Regions from separate parts of the Homo sapiens genome. Here region 1 is linked to region 2. A link is an interaction called in ENCODE POLR2A ChIA-PET data of the cell type or tissue named here. Cell type or tissue: IMR-90. All regions are shown on one strand. Links, peaks and the distances in the headings refer to the core of each region. The heading gives the core; the rest is flanking DNA.

What was found. Peaks named below come from ENCODE experiments on the same cell type or tissue, not always from the same donor. Only the 100,000 strongest peaks of a DNase experiment are listed, where the experiment ranks them.
Region 1: POLR2A ChIA-PET joins it to region 2 with 5 read pairs; 2 of 35 experiments call an interaction of 5 or more read pairs at or near these places.

The regions. Positions count from the first base shown.
Region 1 is chr20:6,072,049-6,082,226 of GRCh38, reverse strand. It overlaps FERMT1 (FERM domain containing kindlin 1), which reads left to right. Exons shown (of 15, transcript NM_017671.5): 14 at 2,650-2,791; 15 at 4,881-7,382. The coding sequence ends at 5,054. Among named protein-coding and RNA genes, the nearest start is that of LRRN4, 23 kb to the right of the region's middle. RefSeq lists a silencer at 7,793-7,942. In IMR-90, for the core only: a CTCF peak has its summit at 4,694 (motif pointing right); a DNase peak (open chromatin) is centred at 4,696.
Region 2 is chr20:5,500,912-5,511,089 of GRCh38, reverse strand. LINC00654 (long intergenic non-protein coding RNA 654) reads left to right here and starts at 6,494. Exons shown (of 2, transcript NR_015406.2): 1 at 6,494-6,792; 2 at 9,227-10,178. LINC01729 (long intergenic non-protein coding RNA 1729) reads left to right here and starts at 1,088. Exons shown (of 3, transcript NR_109860.1): 1 at 1,088-1,214; 2 at 2,762-2,829; 3 at 3,053-3,215. It overlaps LOC124904863 (a long non-coding RNA gene), which reads right to left. Exons shown (of 3, transcript XR_007067509.1): 3 at 8,488-8,543. RefSeq lists an enhancer at 6,639-6,748. In IMR-90, for the core only: no CTCF peak of the experiment used is centred there; no DNase peak of the experiment used is centred there; H3K4me3 peaks cover 376 bases; H3K27ac peaks cover 165 bases.

The sequences.
Region 1 (10,178 bases), core at 2,349-7,348, 570 kb before region 2:
TTTCCGGTGACAACTCCTCCTTTACCAGCTACTTCCCCCTGCACCTCCCTCTATCTCTAACACCTGTTTATGGAGGTGAGGCTTTGAGGCAGTGGGCCCAGGTGTAGCGAAGATCTGCTTTTTCCAAGGTCAGTCAGAGTCAAAGCCTGGAGCAGCCATGCTGTGTGTAGGATGTCTGGCGGAATCGGGATCTGCCCACACCCGAGAGACCTAGGTCCTTGCTTCACCGCTCCCTGGATGATGGAGAGCAGCCCAGGGAACTCCCATAGGTTAGAGAGAAGCGGGTGGAGTAAGAAGTGGGTTAATTTGTGATATTAAGCATTAAGGTGGTGAAATGAAGGAATAATGTGGAAAACATTCCAGAACAGGGGAGTAAATTTTAACCAAGGGTGACATGCAGAAGATAAGAATGATGTGAAAAGTGACATATTCAGCTAGGAATTCTTTTAAAATTATGCTTTTCTGTCTCCTGCAGCATCATTTTTCACATCAGTTTCCCCTTCTTGCAACCCCCTCCAGCTGCTCTCCCCAAGCTCTGCCCTAATTTGCAGTAAAACTTCTTGAATGTATTGTACGTACCTACTACCTCCAATTCCTTGCTTCCATTCTCTCTTGAAACCACTCCAGTTAGGTTTTCTCTCCCTCCCTACCCCACTGCCCCTGCTACTTTCTGTCATCAAGGTCACCTCTTGGCCACCCATGACCTTCACATTGCTGAGTCCATTGGTCGCCTCTCAGTCCTTGCACCAGCTACCCTCTCCGCAGCATTTGACACAATGAGTCACCCCTTACCCTTTGCCAACTTGCATCACTTGCCTTCCAACACAGCTGACTTTCCTGGCTTTTCTCCTCCCTCACTGACCAGTTCTTTTGGTCTCCTTGGCTGGTTCTTTCTCATCTTTCCAATCTCTTATAATACCAGAGTGCACAGTCCTCAGTTTTTTGGTTTTTTTTTTTTTTAATTAGAGGCAGGATCTCACTCTGTCACAGTGGCACAATCATGGCTCACTATAACCTCAAACTCCTGGGCTCATGTGATCCTCTCACCCCAGCCTCCCAAGTAGCTGCGACTTGTGAGCCACCACACCTAGCTAACTTTCTTTTAGGAGATGGGATCTCACTGTGTTACCCAGGCTGCTCTCAATCTCTTGGCTTCAAGTAATCCCCTTGCCTCGGCCTCCCAGAGTGCTGGGATTTCAGATGTGAATCACTGCACCCAGCCAGGCCTCAGTTCTTAAAGCATTCCTCTTCTCAATCTCTACTCACCTTCTTGGGTTCAGCCATTCTTTTGACTTCATTTATATGCCAATTACTCTGAAATATATATCTTGAGCCCAGAACTGTCTCTTGAACTGGAGATTCATAAATCCAGTGACCCTTGGATATCTAATGAGCATCTCATCTTTACATGTCCAAAGTTCCGGATCTTCCCCCTAAACTGGCTCCCCGCTACATACTTCTTCATCTCAGTAGAAGGCAACTCCTCGCCCTAGATGTTCAGGCCAAATCCTTTGGAGTCATTCTTGACTCTGCTCTTTCTCTTACACCAACATCCTGCCCATAGGCAACTCCTAGTGACTCTACCTTCAAAGTACACACAGAATCCGACCACTTCTTCCGCCTCCTCCTCCACCACCACCATCACAGAGCCGGTCCAGAGTGATCCTGCTTGGTGTTCCTGCCTCTACCCTGATCCCACTAAATTTTCAACTTAGCAGCCAGAGGGATCCTTTTAAAATCTAAATCAGATTTTGTGAAGCCTCTGCTCAAAACCATCTGGGACAGGTGTGACAGCTTATGCCTGTAATCCCAGCACTTTGGGAGGCAAAGGCAGGAGGATTGCCTAAGTTCGGGAGTTCAAGACTAGTCTGGGCAACATAACAAGACCCTGTCTCTACAAGACACACACACACACAAAATCTGAAGGATTTCTTATCTCACTCAGAGTAAAAGCCAGATCCTTACAGTGGCCTACAAGACCTTTGCTCTTGAACTCACATTTCTCTCCCCTCCTTCACTGTGTCAGCCACATGGGCCTCCTGGCAGGTCCTTAAGCACATTAAAAAAAAAATTTTTTTAAGTGGCTGTGCCCTCTGCCTGGAATACTCTTTCCCCAGATATCCACGCGGCTCACATCCTCATGCATATCCATTTTTTGATCAAATGTCACCTTTTCACTGACCTCCCTGTTTCAAACTGTAACCACCTTATTACCAGTATTCCCTGTAGCCCTTCCAACTTTATTTTCCTTCATCTTATCTGGCATATGTACCTCATACTTATGATCTTCTCCCTCCCACAGTCAGAAATTTTCCATCCGTTTAGTTTACTACTATATCTCCCATGCCTAGAAGGGTGCCCAACACAGAGTCAGTAATCATTTTGAATGAATTTATTTGATTCCATCTTATTTTTCTTCTCTCTGATGTCAGTTTTACTTAAAGACCATCTGCAGGATAGCCTTCATTCTTTTTTCACGCTGTCTATATCCCAATAAAAATGCCCCCCTGCAGAAAGTTAATTCTTCATTGTCCATTCCTCTGAAATGATTCAGAAATACTGGTAGTATTTTTAAGAAGTTATATGTGAGTGAACATTGTATTATAGGAAGCAGTTGCTTCTCTTAACTAATATTATGATTCTTTTCAGATTTAAAGGAAGCAAAAAAGATGACATTCTGGGAGTTTCATATAACAGGTTGATTAAAATTGATGCAGCCACCGGGATTCCAGTGACAACATGGAGATTCACAAATATCAAACAGTGGAATGTAAACTGGGAAACCCGGCAGGTAAAGTGAAAGTTTTTGCTCTTCAGTGTTGAGCCTATAAATGTGTGTCCCTCAGAATTGCAGATTATTCTGAGTTTTAAAAGGTGTTCTTCTATTTAGACCTAAGAAACCACAAGCATATGGTAACTGTCTGTCTGCTAAAATCATCATATGCAATTCTGGGCAGCTTCCTAACAGGCACAGGCCAAATGCTCTTGCATTAGCACTGCAAGTTGGCTTAGTCTCCATGCAGACTTTCAATACAGACAGGTTCTGAAATCGCTGAGCAGTTTCATTAATTTTCATTGACTCAGCATAGGATTATACAGGATTTAGCTTGATACTTACTTATGAGAAACTACTGGAGATGTAACTGCTATGCAAAATAAATCCAAAAAAAGCCTCATCTGACTGGCTGCCAAGAAACCCGATGGAGGACTGGAAGATTCAGTTGCTCACCTGGAGAGCATTCCAGGCCCAAAAGGGAAAAACTGCTGAAGAAGAAAGTGAGGTCCATAGTGATGACTGAGAAAAGCTTCACCTCTTAAAACCAGGAGCCCTCAAACCCCTAGCCTATGTTACAGCCTCCCATCATCTCCCATCCTAGGAGCTAAGTTCAGGCCAAGCCTGTATCATGGAAAATTCCAGATGAAGTTAGAGGCAGCTTAGCATCCTGCCGCTAATTTAAAACATTCTGCCCAGTGCTTTGGGAGGCCGAGGTGGGAAGGATCACTTGAGGCTGGGAGTTCGAGACCAGCCTGGGCAACATAATGAGACCCTGTCTCCACAGAAAATTAAAAAAAAAAAAAACAAAAAAAAAAAACGCTGAACTAGCCAGGTGTGATGGTGTGCACCTGTAGTTTCAGCTACTCAGCCAGGGATGATCAGTTGAGGTTCGAGGTTACAGTGAGCAGTGACTGTGCCACTGCACTCCAGCCTGGGTAACAAAGCAAGACCCTGTTTCATTCATTCTTGAATTAATTAAAACATTCAGATGTTGCTGATACAGACTCAATCTTCCCTCATTCCTTTGGCATTCTCATTTTCCAATAGAAAGTCACTGACGTAGAGGGATGGTAAGAGACCCACACATTTGTTAAGAACCCTGACTTCCTCTCAGCAGTGTTGATAATCATCTGGGTGCTTATTTGTAAAATCAAGTTCAGAGATTAGATGACCTCTAAGGCGGTAGCTCTAAAGCCTTGATGCGTATTAGGATCACCTGGGGAGCTTTAAAACACCACTGCCTAGACCACACCCAAGGCCAGTTAAATCTGAATCTCTGGGAGGAGGAACGAACCATTAGTAATTTTTAAAGGTCCACAAGTGATTTCAATGGGCAGCCAAGGTTGTGAACCAGCAAAGTCTCTAAGTCTTTCTTCTAGTGCTTAGAGTTTATGACTTGCAGCTAGGAAAGGGTTCCGGGCAGTGGCTGTAGGAAAATTCAGGCAGACTTTTATTCATTAAAGAGCCTGCAGGCCGGGTGCAGTGGCTCACGCCTATAATCCCAACACTTTGGGGGTCCGAGGCATGGATCACTTGAGGTCAGGCGTTCAAGACCAGCCTGGCCAACATGGTGAAACCCCCGTCTCTACTGAAAATACAAAAATTAGCCAGGTGTGGTGGCACACACCTGTAATCCCAACTACTTGGGAGGCTGAGGCATGAGAATCGCTTGAACCTGGGAGGCAGAGGTTGCAGTGGCCCGAGATCGTGCCACTGTACCCCAGCCTGGGTGACAGAGAGAGACTCCATCTCAAAAAAAAAATAAAAATAAAAATAAAGTGCCTGCGAAGCACCCTGCCCCTCAACACAGGGAGACAGAGAGTGCTTGGGCAAAATCCTTGTATCTAAACTGTAGACAGAAAATGTGTTGGGAGTTTTTTTAACCAGACGTGCAGCAAAGTCGACACCACCAGAGGGCGCAAAGAGAGCAAAGATGTTTTCTGGAAGCGTTTAATGGAAGTGATGGTTTTCTGTGTGTTTTAGAGGGATATCCATCTGTTATCCACCTCAGCAGCCCTCAGCTCCAGGGGCCAGTCCAGCAAAGCACTTTTTTTTTCATCATTCCTTGTCAGAGTTTAAGCTTCTCTGTGCCTTCCTCTTCCAGGTGGTCATCGAGTTTGACCAAAACGTCTTTACTGCTTTCACCTGCCTGAGTGCAGATTGCAAGATTGTGCACGAGTACATTGGCGGCTACATTTTCTTGTCCACCCGCTCCAAGGACCAGAATGAAACACTCGATGAGGACTTGTTCCACAAATTGACCGGCGGTCAGGATTGAAACAAGCACGCGTGCTCGGCTCACACCAACAAGGCAAGCCAAAGGCGCCCCTCCCCAGAGGGATCCCTAACGTGCCCAGCATGTAGATTCTGGACTAACAGACAACATACATTCACCGCTGGTCACCCAGATCCTCATTCAAACCCACTGCTGGCACATCCCTTTCCTTACTTTGCCCTGTGCTACCAGCCACGGAAGGAGCCTCTCTTGTTTTTTCTATAAAATGGGTAGGCAGGAGAAAAGCAGGTGCCCTAAGATTGCTCTAAGGCCCAGCATGTGGTTACAGTTCTCTGACTTGCAGAACCTGCCAGGTGTATGGCTACAAGTTATCCTCGTGCTGATCTGTCTCATTACTAAGTCAATGGAGAAGACAGAAAGGTAAAAATCACGTGTAGCAAGAACAACTCTTATTTCACAAACTCAGGTATGAAACGAAACGCCTGTCCTTCATGGAACTGCTTTTAGCTCCTGTCTTTTCAAAATGGCAGAGGGAGTTCCTACACACACTTTTTCCCTGGAGGCCAAGGTCTAGGGGTAGAAAGGGGAGGGGTGGGGCTACCAGGTAGCAGTTGACAACCCAAGGTCAGAGGAGTGGCCCTCAGTGTCATCTGTCCACAGTGATACCTGCCAAGATGACCACTGACCCACATCTGGTCTTAGTCATTGGTCTCCTCAGATTTCTGGGGCCACCTGCAAGCCCCATTCCATTCCTACAGATCTCTCAGCCACCTGTAAGTCCTTTGTGAAGATGTGGGTGACACAGGGGGACAGGAAAACCCATTTCTCAACCCAGATCCATGTCTCCACTGCTTCTACTCTGGGTTGGGATTCAGGAAGACAGGCACAGTCCTCTCTGTTCATAGAAACACCTGCCAGTGTCAAGGATTCCAGTCAGGTGTCTATCCCAACTGGTCAGGGAGAGAAGGGCAGACCCATTCTCAAAGACCACCATGTCCAAGGTCTGACAGCTCCCCACTGGCTGCCCCCACAGGGGCTTTAGGCTGGTCTGGGTCATGGGGAAGCGTCCCTCTTATCGCTGGTCTGTGTTCTCCTGGATTTGGTATCTATGTTGGTACGACTCCTGGCCTTTTATCTAAAGGACTTTGGCTTTTGTAAATCACAAGCCAATAATAGACTTTTTTCTCCCCCTCTGTTTTTTGCTGTGTCATCTCTGCCTTGAGACTGCCTTGAGACAGTGCTTGCCTTGAGAGAGTGAGCCAATTAACAGCTGCCTGAATTGTCATTTTCCATTTTGGTTTGTTAGAGGTGGGAGGGGTGGGTTTTGAGAAGGTCAAAAGCAATACCAGAAGTAAAGGGAAATATCAGACAATATTTTATTATTTTTTCATAGATGTTCTGCCACACAAAGAACTTGGGGTGTAAGGATAAGGCAAAAGCTCCAATCCCATTTTTCAGTTCTCCTAGGATGCACCCCTCAGGGAGCCTGGCCAGAGTTCCGAGGCCCGTGAGCGTCAGCTGTTGCTTTATTTTCCATCAAAGCCCTCTGAGAAGTGAGACCTCAGCAATTCCGGGAGCCACATAGAGACAGACTTGGCAAGGGACCCCCTGGTTCTGAGCCAGTAGCTGCCATCTGGAAATTCCTCTTTTAGCCTCTCCTTAGAGGTGAATGTGAATGAAGCCTCCCAGGCACCCGCTGAATTTCTGAGGCCTTGCTTAAAGCTCAGAAGTGGTTTAGGCATTTGGAAAATCTGGTTCACATCATAAAGAACTTGATTTGAAATGTTTTCTATAGAAACAAGTGCTAAGTGTACCGTATATACTTGATGTTGGTCATTTCTCAGTCCTATTTCTCAGTTCTATTATTTTAGAACCTAGTCAGTTCTTTAAGATTATAACTGGTCCTACATTAAAATAATGCTTCTCGATGTCAGATTTTACCTGTTTGCTGCTGAGAACATCTCTGCCTAATTTACCAAAGCCAGACCTTCAGTTCAACATGCTTCCTTAGCTTTTCATAGTTGTCTGACATTTCCATGAAAACAAAGGAACCAACTTTGTTTTAACCAAACTTTGTTTGGTTACAGTTTTCAGGGGAGCGTTTCTTCCATGACACACAGCAACATCCCAAAGAAATAAACAAGTGTGACAAAAAAAAAAAAAAACAAACCTAAATGCTACTGTTCCAAAGAGCAACTTGATGGTTTTTTTTAATACTGAGTGCAAAAGGTCACCCAAATTCCTATGATGAAATTTTAAATTAATGGGCACCTTTCAACATCATTTGCTTCCTTATCTACAGTTGATTCAGAAATCTGCATTTTTTATTCTTTTATATGACTTTTAAGTAAAAGATTTATATGGATTTGAGTACGGTCCTGTTGTGTCCTCTCCAACCTACTGTCTCCAAAAAGGTGACTTTTTCCTCTCTTATGAAAAGGGACTGCAACTCTGAGGTCTAACATGTGTCTCTCCTCACAGCGCCAAGATTCCGGGTCGTTCCCTCCCGTGGTGTGGGGAGTGGCAGATTCCAGGGGTCCTCAGAGAGCCCCTTAGAAACCTCACTTACCCGCTGGTTTCAACTCCTTTCTCACTGACTTGGTCACAGATTTCCTGGCATATCCTGCCTTATCATGAGCTCTTTTGTCTCTTTCCAGTTCTATATTAAAACACACACACACACACACACACCAGCAAGCAAAGATCCCCAGCGGCAATAGAACAGCAGAAGCCTCTGATTCTGATGGCTGAGTGTTGAGGGCACTTTGCTTTAGTGACATGCAGTTTATAGATATCCCTTTGTGCAATTCTCCTGTCAGCCCACAGAGGGTAGAAATGGCTTCCTCTACAAAGGAGAAAGGTTCAGAAGGTGAACTTGCCCAGGGTCACACTGCCAATGAGCAGTGTTTGTCTTGACTCCAGAAGCCACTAAGCTTAACCCAGCAAACCCCACCCTTCCTTCCCAGCCTTGCCCAGCCTTGAAATGCCCCTTACCCTAGCTCCAGAGCAGGCGTTCCTGAGCTCAGGCTCATACCAGTAAGAGAGAACCAGGGGCATTAAGAGCAGTTAGCTGTGGGAGGAGAGGCTGGACCAAAAAGGTCTGGGAGCCAGAGAAATGAGGTGCTTAGAGTGTTGTTGTTTTTTTCTTTGTTTTAATTTTTGTTTTTGTTTTTTGAGATGGAGTTTCACTCTTGTTGCCCAGGCTGGAGAGCAATGGCGTGATCTCAGCTAACCACAACCTCCGCCTCCCAGGTTCAAGCGATTCTCCTGCCTCAGCCTCCCGAGTAGCTGGGACTACAGGCATGCACCACCACGCCTGGCTAATTTTGTATTTTTTTTAGTAGAGACGGGGTTTCTGCATGTTAGTCAGGCTAGTCTTGAACTCCTGACCTCAGGTGATCCGCCTGCCTCGGCCTCCCAAAGTGCTGGGATTACAGGCGTGAGCCACCGTGCTTAATTTTGGGAAAGTTTCATTTTTAGTCCCACGGTCAGAAAAGTAAGGAAATGAGGAAGCTTTAATTTGAAAACTCATTTAATACAAGAAGTCAAGATATTTTATAATATCTGTCTTCTAAAATCACTTTAAAATTTTATTTTTAACTCACAAGATTTATTTTTGGGGGCTGGGCATAGTGGCTCACCTTGTAATCCCAGCACTTTGGGAGGCCAAGGCAGGAGGCTTACCCGAGCCCAGGAGTTCAAGACCAGCTTGGGCAACACAGCAAGACCCCATCTCTACAAAGATTTTAAAAAATTAGCTGGGCATGGTGGCACATGCCTGTAGTCCTAGCTACTTGGGAGGCTGAGATGAGAGGATCCCTTGAGCTCCAGGAGTTCAAGGTGGCAGTGAGCTATGATCATGCCATCACACTCCAGCCTCAGTGACCCTGTCTCAAAAAAAAAAAAAAAAATTGGCTTCTACATTTAGTATCTCTATATTCATTTTAATTATTTTCTCACATAGCGTGACTTTCCTGCCTCTCCCCCTTCCACTCCTGTCACCCCAGAATCTCTCAGTGGTAGGAGACAGAAAGGGAACATTCCTCTTTGTTATTTCACCCATCTTTCCTTCTCATGCACCCTACAGCCAAGGACTCTTGAGTCCAGGAAATCATAGCTGGAAAATCTGAAAAACTGAAAAAGTGAAGCCCTTGGCCCTCACTTGCTTCAAAGTTTTTCCAATTCCTTGAACCTCACTGGAGTTGTGTGGAAATATTGAGTGCTATCAGAAAGAGGGGAGGCCGGGCACGGTGGCTCACGCCTGTAATCCCAGCATTTTGGGAGGCCGAGGCAGGAGGATCACCTGAGGTCGGGAGTTCGAGACCAGCCTAACCAAAATGGAGAAACCCCGTCTCTACTAAAAATACAAAATTAGCCAGGTGTGGTGGCACCTGCCTGTAATCCCAGCTACTCGGGAGGCTGAGGCAGGAGAATCACTTGAACCTGGGAGGCAGAGATTGCGATGAGCCGAGATCACACCATTGCACTCCAGCTTGGGTGAAAGAGCGAGACTCCTCCATCTCAAAAAAACAAAAACAAAACAAACAAAACAAACAAACAAACAAAAACCGAAAAGAAAAAGCTATCCTGACATTTGCACACACATCTCATGTTGCATCAAGACTCAGTGATTGGCCGGGTGTGGTGGCTCACATCTGTAATCCCAGCATTTTGGGAAGCCAAGGCGGAAGGATTGCTTGAGCCTAGGAGTTCAAGACCAGCCTGGGCAACAGCAAGACCCTGTCTCTATTTAAAATAATCATAATAATTTTTGTAAAGGCTCAGTTATCTCAGAGGAGTCCCAATTTTTAAAAAACCTGAATGAGAATGCTCCTGACTAACACCTGTGGGGAAGATTCTTTCCACTAAAAGGATTTACCTCTTTTCTCCAACTTACTCTGTGAGCTCCAAAAACACCCATAATTCCCCATGTGCTGCAGTGTCTTCAGTCATCACAGAGGAAAAGTCCTATAGCCGCTTCTCCCTAGCCACTGCAAATGACAAAAGCTGCATGGGGACTTAACAGGATAGTGTCTCTCTTCTTCACCCCTGGAAGTTGGGCGGGGAGGCCTCTGGCTGCCCTCTGACATCCCTCAGTTGCAAAAGTGGAGCGTGGAGAGAAGGCAGAGCCCTGTGTGAGAGGAGCAGAGGATCTGGGGGAGGGAA
Region 2 (10,178 bases), core at 1,892-6,891:
AAGCAATTCTCCTGTCTCAGCCCCCCGAGTAGCTGGAATTACAGTCATGAGCCACCACACTCGGCTAATTTTGTATTTTTAGTAGAGACAGGGTTTCTCCTTGTTGGTCAGGCTCGTCTCAAACTCCTGACCTCAGGTGATCCACCCGCCTTGGCCTCCCGAAGTGCTGGGATTACAGGCGTGAGCCACCATGCCTGGCTCATTTTTTTTTCTTTTTTAAGTAGAGATGGGGTTTTGCCATGTTGCCAAGGCTGTTCTGGAACTCCTGAGCTCAAACAGTCCTCCCACCTTGGCCCCCCAAAGTGCTGAGATTACAGGTGTGAGCCACCACACCCGGCCTGGACTACCAATCTTGATGGCAACATTAGACTGGGGGCCACTGTAGTCATAACAGTGGTGGACCAGGCAGCAGAGTCTTGTCTTCAGTACCATGGACACCGCAGCATCCAGTGCTAGCAGGTATTTTAGAATGCAGGGTCAGATGCATTCTAACCCTCCTCTGCCCTCCCTGAGAGGGCGACCCCAATCCTCCGCCCCTCCCTGCAGCTGCTAGGCAGGCCTCCTGCGCTCTTCACTGCCTCTAGCAGCGTCTTGAAACAGCTGGCTCTGGAAGGCATCCTGATTCTGGATTCAAGAGCTTTGCTTGGATTTCTGTATGAAGGTGTGAAGTGTGAATGCCACCTTTTCTGAGTTACATTTTCATTTTCTGTTGCAAACTTGGGACGTTTACTGAGGGACACTGAATAGTTGGGGGGTGGATGGGGCGAGGGAGGCAGTGGCTAGAAGGAAGGAAGGAAGCATTATAGCAGGGGGGCTCTCTGGGACAGGGCATAGGACAGAGATGGCTCCAGGAGGATTTCACAGGAAAGAATGAGGGGTGGGATGTAGTGATGTCACAAGAGTCCCACTGTGACCCCTCCCCCATCATTGGAGCAAGGACTGGCTAAGCCTGAGCAAGGGTGGGGGAAATAAATAAGGCACTGTTGCCAGGGCCTGAGCCCAGCAGGAAAAGGGTGTGTGCAGAGGGAGGGCCTCGGGTCCTGCTGCTCCTCCTGGACTCCTTCATCCCAATCCCTTCACATCCTTCTCTGACAAGGACTCCCACGTCCCTCCCCGGCTAACCTGGATCCTGCTCAACCCAACACCTGCCTTCTCTCGGTCCCTGGGTTCCCGCAGGCCTTGGGGCCCCACAGTCATATCTGCTGTTCCTGCAGGTCAGTGGCCAGGGTGGGGGTGGGTGTTGGTGCAAAGGAAACCTCTTGAAAGGGGCAGAGCACAGATGGGGCCTCCACCAGTCTTGCTGGGTGAGGGCTTCCCACCATCCTGGAATCCTCTCCTGGGTCTCTAGTTGACCACCCTCCTGCCTCCCCTTTTTCCTTGTTTTGGTCCTGCTGTTGGATTTCTTTTAAAATCCTCCTGCCTCCAGCCTCCCTTGATGATCAGTTCCTGCCTGGGGTCACCAGGCTGCTTCAAATTGGGGTGACCATGGTAGGGATGGTGACTTGAGATTCCTGGGCCATAATGCAGGTGAGAAATGTGCCCTACAGAGTAAAAAGGAACAGTGTCACTGCTGGGTCATTTTGAAGATGGGACTTAGGCAACACATGTCCCTTAAATCCAGTCTCTGAGGGTACCACAAATACCATGTTTTTTTTTTCAAATTCTAGCAGAGAGGTTGTACTGGGTTGAGAGAGAGGCCTCAGAATCAAGACCTTGTCTCCTGCCACAGTTTCCCTGGTGAAGCTCCCAGGCTGAGCACAAACTTCCAGGTCGAGCACAGAAGTTTCGACCTGGAAACTTCAGCCCTCAGAGAGGAGGTGGCACTAACGCTCTAGGTGGGCGGCTGCTCTATGGTCTTCTGCTGCCTGGAGAGCTTTGCCTCCATCACTGGTGCCCACCTGGGGAATGCTCAGGAACTACTCTTCAAAAGTACACTCGGATGCCCACTCTGCAAAGCCATTTTGTTTCCTTATTGTACCTCTGAAATCATTTGTTAACCAAGCATTTGCAAATCCGTCTGTCTTCTGTGTATGGCATATCTATAGACACTGCGGGTGAAAAACAAGGGCAAGACTCGATTCCTTTTCTTGCTTGCTTGCTTGCTTTCTTGCTTTCTTTGCTTTCTTGCTTTCTTTTCTTTTTTCTTCTTTTTCTTTTCTTTTTTTTTTTTTTGGAGACAGTTTTGCTCTTGTTGCCCAGGCTGGAGTGCAATGGTGCAATCTTGGCTCACTGCAACCTCCGCCTCCAGGGTTCAAGCAATTCTCCTGTTTCAGCCTCCCAAGTAGCTGGGATTACAGGCTCATGCCACCATGTCTGGCTAATTTTTGTATTTTTAGTAGAGATGGGGTTTCATCATATTGGTCAGGCTGGTCTCGAACTCCTGACCTCAGGTGATCCACCCGCTTCAGCCTCCCAAAGTGCTGGGATTACAGGTGTGAGCCACTGCACCTGGCCCTATTCCTTTTCTTAGGGAGCTCACAGTTCACTGGATGAGACAGAAGGAAGCTGATTCTGAAAGGAAACAGGGTGTGGTAAAGATAGGTCAGAGGGGTGAGCACAGAGGGGATCAAGAGAAGGGGGTGAAAGACCATTGTCATCAGTGCAGCCTTTTTGGGGAGCAATGTGTGAGCTGAGCTTTGGGAAGAAATGAGGTTTTAATGAGTGTGGGAGGAGAGCCCTCCTGAGATATGTGGAGAGACCAATGCCCCTCTTCCCTGCTGCTCCCCCTCTTGAAGCAGTTCCCTTCTTCCCTCTGTCCCAGCTCGGCACAGTCACAGCAACTCTCCAAATCATGACGCTCAAAATGCCACATCTAAAAAGAACATCCGGGTAGGTGCCTCTGCTTCTTCTGACTTGACCCCCCTTCCCTGCCCTCTTTGGGTCTCATGCAGTTCTTTCCCCTCACCCAACCTCCACACTCCCTTGACAGCAGTTGAAAACATTTGCTCTCTGAATCCCCATCTGCTTGTATATGATTCGTATCCTCTGTGAGTCAACAAGGTGAATATATTCCTCATTTGGTTGAGGGATTTTTTAAAAACATCTCCAACAGGCTCTGCCCCTAAGAAAGAATTCATGCACCTACAAAGAGGAAGGAACGGCACAGCCATCCACCTTTCAACTCCTGAGTTTCCATCTGCACCCTTCAACACTTATTAGGACTTACATGAAACTATGTGACATCTTTTTATTTCTATTAAACAAAATACAGCTTTCTTCCTTGTATCTGAAGAAGTTGGCACCCTCTACACAGAACAGGAGGCCCACAGTTCCAGCAGTTATTGTATACATCACTGACCACGTTAATGACTCCACAAAATCAATCCTGGGCCCACCAAATATTCTGTTGAAGATTAAATTATAAAATTAAACTCCAGCAACATGCATACACAGTTAATAAACTCAGGGAAAAGATCAAAATGGGACCTACATAAAAATTTTTTAAACTTTTTATTTATTCTGTTTCTCATGCTCGCTGAGGCTGGAGTGCAGTGGTGTGATCTCTGCTCACTGCAATCTCCGCCTCTGGGGTTCAAGCAATTCTCCTGCCTCAGCCTCCCGCGTAGCTGGGACAAGTGCATGCCACCATTCCTGGTTAATTTTTGTATTTTTAGTAGAGACGGGGTTTTGCCGTGTTGGCCAGGTTAGTCTTGACTCCTAGCCTCAAGTGATCTACCTGCCTCAGCCTAACAAAGTGTTGGGATTACAGGGAATGAGCCACCCGGCCCAGCTTTTTTTTTTTTTTTTCCTTGAGACAGGGTCCCTCTGTGTCATCCAGGCTGGAGTGCAGTGGCTCAATCATGGCTCACTCTAGATTGGACTTCCTGGGCTCAAGTGATCCTCCCACCTTAGTCTCCAGAGTAGCTGGTACTACTCAAACTGTACACAAAAATTAATTCGAAATGCATCAGAGACTTAAATATGAGAACTAACTATAAAGCTTTTTGAAGAAAACATAGATAAACATAGATAAATCTTTGTGACTTTGGATTAGGAAGCGATTTTTTTTTTTTTTTTTTTTGAGACAGAGTTTTGCTCTTGTTGCCCAGGCTGGAGTGCAATGGCACAATCTCGGCTCACCACAAGCTCCGCCTTCTGGGTTCAAGCAATTCTCCTGCCTCAGCCTCCCAAGTAGCTGGGATTACAGGCGTGTGCCACCACGCCTTGCTAATTTTGTATTAGAGACGAGGTTTCTCCATGTTGGTCAGGCTGGTCTCCAATTCCCGACCTCAGGTGATGTGCCCACCTCGGCCTCCCAAAGTGCTGGGATTACAGACGTGAGCCACTGCGCCCGGCCACGATTTCGTAAATATGACACCAAAAATAAAAGTGGCCGAGCATGGTGGGTCACGCCTGTAATCCCAGCACTTTGGGAGGCCAAAGCGGGAGGATCCCTTGATCGCAGGAGTTTGGACCAGTCTGGGCAACATAAGGGGACCCTGTGTCTACAAAACAAAATAAAAAAATTAGCTGGGTATGGTGGCATGTGCCTTCAGTCCCAGCTACTCCAGCTACTCCAGAGGCTGAGGAGGGAGGATCACTTAAGCTGAGGAGGTCAAGGCTGCAGTAAGCCATGATTGCACCACTGCACTCCAGCCTGGGTGACAGAGTGAGACCCTGTCTCAAAAAAAAGAAAAAAGTACAAGTGGCAAAAACAAAATTGGACTTCACCAAAATTTAAAAAAATTGACTTCAAATAACACCACCCAGAAAGTAAAAAGACAAGCCATAGGATGGGAGAAAAACCTGGCAACTTGTTTATCTCATGAGGGACTTGTATTAGAATACACAGGGAACTCTTACAACTCAACAAAAGGAAAATAACCTAAGTGAAAAATGAGTGAAAAATGTGCATGGACATTTCTCCAAAGATAATACACAAATTGCCAATAATCACATGATATGATGCTCAACACCATTAGTCATTAGGGAAAGGCAAATCAAACGCACAATGAGATGCCACCTTCTACCCCTTAGGATGGCTATGATAAAATCTACAGACAAGAACAAGTGTTAGCAAGGATGGAGGAAAAAACCCTCATCACTGCTGGTGGGAATGTGAAATGGTGCAGCCACTTTAGAAAACAGATTGGCGGCCAGGTGCTGTGTCTCATGCCTGTAATCCCAGCAATTGGGAGGCCAAGATGGGTGGATTGCCTGAGGTCAGGAGTTCGAGAGCAGCCTGGGCAACATGATGAAACCCTGTCTCTACAAACAAACAAACAAACAAACAAAGAAACAAACAAAAAAACATTATGCAGGCATGGTGGCATGTTCCTGTAGTCTCAGCTACTTAAGGAGCTGAGACAGGAGGGTCACTTGAGCCCAGGAGGTTGATGCTGCAGTGAGTGGTGTTTGTGCCATTGCACTCCAGCCTGGGTGACAGAGTGAGACCACATCTCTGAAAAAAAAAAAAAAGAAAAAAAAAAAAAAAGAAGAGGGGAAACAGGTTGGCAATTCCTCTCAAAAACTACACAGTTATACTTTGACCCAGAAATTATACTCCTACTTATATAAGCAGAAATGAAAACATAAATCTACACAAACTTCTACACAAATGCTCATAGCAGCTTTATTCATAATAAACAGAAGTGGAAACAGTTCAAAAGTCCATCAGCTGATGACTGGATAAATATCATATATGCATACAAGGGAATATTTTTCAGTAAAAAACTAAGTTCTGGGCCAGGTGAGGCATCTCATGCCTGTAATGCTGATGCTTGCACCCGTGCAAGCATAGGTATTGCACAGGCTGAAGAAGGAGGATGGTTTCACCCCAAGAGTTCAAGACCAGCCTGGACAACATAGCAAGACCCCTTTCTCTACATATATATAGAAAATGTTCTCAAATTAGATGGTGCCGATGATTGCACAATTCTGTGACTATACTAAGAACCAGTGTATATTCTATTTTATTTCATTTTATTTTAGAGACAGGGTCTCACTCTGTCACCCAGGCTGGAGTGAAGTGGTGCGATTTCAGGTCACAGCAACTTCTATCTCCCAGGTTCAAGCGATTCTCCTGCCTCAGCCTCCCGAGTACCTGGGATTACAAGCACACACAACTATGCCTGGATATTTTTTGTATCTTTAGTAGAGACAGGGTTTTGCCATGTTGGCAAGGCTGGTCTTGAACTCATGACCTCAGGTGACCCGCCACCCCCATCCCCGCTGCCCCCTCGGCCTCCCAAAGTGCTGGGATTACAGGCGTGAGCCACCGCGCCGGGCCCATTGTACATTTTAAATGGGCGAATTACATCGTGTGTGAATTATAACTTAATAAAGCTGCTGGGAAAAAAAAGAAGATAAAAAAGTGAGGTGGATTAAAGGGCCCATAGAGGAAGCCACCTGACCCCCGGCCTGGCCTCCTTCTCGGCTCTTCCTCTCCGGGGGCCCAACAGGGCTGTGCGTTTGACAGGCAGTTGGGAGACCCTGGTGGCCGGTTTTGGTCGGTCACGTGGGCACGCGGCTGAGCCAATCAGAATCTCCCGGCAGTTGGTTCCCGGAGGCAGAATCTGTTAAACTGACAAAGCCCACGTCTCCGGGTCCCTGTCTCGGGGAGTCGGGACTATTGGGTCACCCCGGGTAGTCGAGACTCTAGACTGAGCTGTCTCGGTCACTCAGGAGGCAGTTGGCAGAGTATTCGTGGTCAGGGAGGTGACCCGTGGTCAGCAGGGTCAGGCCACCCAGGGACAAAGGGTGCTCCTGCACCGGGCCTTGGAGAAGGACAGAGCGGTGGGGACTTGGGGTCAGCGGGGGAGCCTCCGCGGATGGGGAGTCACCACCTGCCGGGTAAGAGGGGACTCATCACAGGGGCCGGAGCAAGACAAGCCCTCCCTCCCGGCTCAGGCCGGGTCCCAGGCTGGACCCCTCCCTGTCTCACAGGGCCGGCCTCCTTCGGAGCTGGCTGGGATGGAAAGGGGAAGTAGGAGGAGCTCAGGACACAGGGATTGGGGCCGATCCTGGGGTCTGAGCTGTGGGGTGAGGAGGGGATCGCCTGTCCCCTGGGGAGTGACGATGTCACCCAGCCGTGGCCGTTGCGGAGGTCATGATCTGAACCTTGACAGGTAACCCCAGGGCTGCCTTCCTGTTCTTCTCCTGGGCTGTCAGGGGACACCCTGCTCTGTTTTGTTTTTAAGTGACCAGAGACAGACACGTAACATAGAAAACGCTATCACTTTGATCATTTGTTTCGAATGGAAGAAAAACCGACACAAGTGGGTTTCTGGTGGGAAGCGCTTCCCTCCAACTCCAGGAACTCCATCAAGGAGTTAAGAAAGCACAGAGTCCTGTCAGCAGCCAGAGACATGCTGGGCAGTGGTGACCTCGGAGCCACCCCGCGACATGGAGATCTCGAGCTCCGCCCTCCGTGCAGGGAGATTCCTTTTGGAAAAAATCTCTGGCAGAGTGGGAGGGTGTAGGGGCCAGCCACATACATGCTTGCTGCTAGGACCCCTTAGCCATGGGCAGGGTGGGCACAGTGACCAGGGCCAGGAAACTTACAGGCCCACCAAAGAGTGTCAATTTCAGTCAGAAGAAAAAAAAATTGAACTATGTGATTTTTTTTTTTTTTAAGACGCAGTCTTGCTCTGTCGCCCAGGCTGGAGTGCAGAGGCGTGATCTCGGCTCACTGCAAGCTCCTCCTCCCGGGTTCACGCCATTCTCCTGCCTCAGCCTCCCGGGTAGCTGGGACTACAGGAGCCCGCCACTGCGCCCGGCTAATTTTTTCTGTATTTTTAGTAGAGATGAGGTTTCACCGTGGTCTCGATCTCCTGACCTCGTGATCCACCCGCCTCGGCCTCCCAAAGTGCTGGGATTACAGGTGTGAGCCACCACGCCTGGCCTATGATATTAATATATTTATCATTATACCAGTAACTCATAAAATCAAATTTCAAACTTTTTCTTTCTTTTTTTTTTTTTTTTTTTTGAGACAGAGTCTTGCTGTGTTGCCAGGCTGGAGTGCAGTGGCTCCATCTCGGCTAACTGCAACCTCCTCCTCCCAGGTTCAAGCCATTCTTCTGCCTCAGCCTCCCGAGTAGCTGGGACTACAGCCACCCACCACCACGCCTGGCTACTTCTTTGTATTTTAGTAGAAACAGGGTTTTACCGTGTTGGTCAAGATGGTCTCGATCTCCTGACCTCGTAACCTGCCCGCCTTGGCCTCCCGAAGTGCTGGGATTACAGGTGTGAGCCACCGCACCCAGCAAACTTCAAACTTTTTAATGGAACAAGGACACACAGGCATTAATCCCCAGTGTCCATCAAAGTTGCAATGCAGCCCTAACGCCTGGCATCCTTGAAAGGGATGTGCATTTAGTAATGAGATTTGCTCAGCAGCGTAGTCAGCTGTGTGGTGCATTCTCAGCTGTGCCTCAGCAGCCCTGATGCAGACATCCAGAAGGAGCACAGCCACTTTATCCAGAGGTGAAGTTTTGCAGCAAGACAGCATTCATAGGGGGAGTTCTCAACAAATGTCAGTCCCCAAAAAGGGAACTGGCTTTATTATGGTCATTAGGATATTCACTCGTAGAGAACAGGACCTGACAGACAAAGCAAAGAATGAATACTAAGATTAGAAGTATTTGGCACATTTGGGATGAGAAGGAGGCACAGTGGGAAAGTGTTGAGTTGAAATCAAACTTGGGTTAAATGTGCTCAGTTTTGCCCAGGATCATTCTTGGCCACAGGACTCAGTTTGCTGAGCAGGTACACAACACACAAGGATACAAGCAGCCATTGCACACAGACACACCCACATCAGACACAACCTGCTCTCCTCTCCTCCCTGCACCAAGAGGCACATGTGGCAGGGGTCCTGGTGGAGCACTTCCAGGAGGAATGTCTGGGGACCCTCATGTGAAGGGAACTCCGTGTCAAGGCACCCCCTTTCCTCAGCCACAGTGAGCTCTTGGGAGCTGGGCAATGGTGTGGGAGAGGTTGTGGGGGATAGCAAAGCAGGGGAACCAGCCTGGAATTGTCTCAGAGAAAGACCAGGCCACTAAGAGTGCAGATGGAGACATGAGACATCCAAGGGAGGGAGGAGAGGGGACCCCCTCGTGAAACTGGGGCTCACGTAAACCTGCATCAAGCACTGCGGCAGTGTTCAATCAGAAATGCTGCCCAGTACCCAGGTGGGGCACATACATGCTCAACACGTGAAAAATATCTGTTCTGATTTGTGCTTCAGGAGAAGAGTTAATGTCTCCTTCATCTTTCTCTCTAGCAATCAGCCATGACTGCCTTTGCACTGTCCATGCTCTCAGCCCACCACCTCCTCCCCCTGCCATTGCAGTGGCTAACACTGGAGACGAAGACCAAGACACCACAGCCTTTCTCCAGTACCTCTCAAATCAGCACAGACAAGGACAAAGGCCTCAATCCACAACTGCTGAAGATGGACCCTGGCCACATGGGATGGTCAGACACGCCTGCCCAGCTATCTGCAGGCGAAGAGGCTCAGAAGAGGTTTAGGGGCCTGAAGGACATCTTGCTTCCATGTCCATATGAGCAGGCTATTTCTGCTCCATGAGTCAATTTTGCCATATAAAATACTTAATTTCAGCCATTCCAGGGTGCTATAGGATGCACAGCTTCCCATCAGCCCACCTGAACTCCAGCCATGCCATTTTAATACCAGGAATAAGGTCACCTGCTTTCCTGCCCCTTAGGAGGCCGGAGCCGTGGAAGCAAAATGGCACTTCTGTTTACCTGTTATATTATTTTTTTGTCATCCTTATATGTTTGAAAAATGCAATTATATGAAAAAAGTTTAGTAATTACAGACATAACAGCAGAAAGTCCTCGGAACCAAGCTTATTCTCATGGCCGATTCTGCTCCACCTGGGACTCTGCTGTGCTGCGGGCATCCTGTGGTCAGAATCGCAGAGGGGCCATCAGGGAGGACCTTCCCAGAGGATGGACCTCACGTGACTGCTGCGTGGGCAAGTGGCACTGGCCACTCTGCCTGGAGAGAGGAGTAAATGCAGGGCTGGCCAGGCGACCTGCACACTCTGCTACCGGCCTTGTCCATCTTTAGCCTCTAATTTGAAAATGAGGATCACACAGACCAAGAGTATCTTTGAGGGTTAGTACAGACCACAGAAATGCCCTGGGCCTTTCACTCTCTCCTTTTGCAAATTCCCATGTGTGGAAATGCCGTTTGGATAATGAGGGAG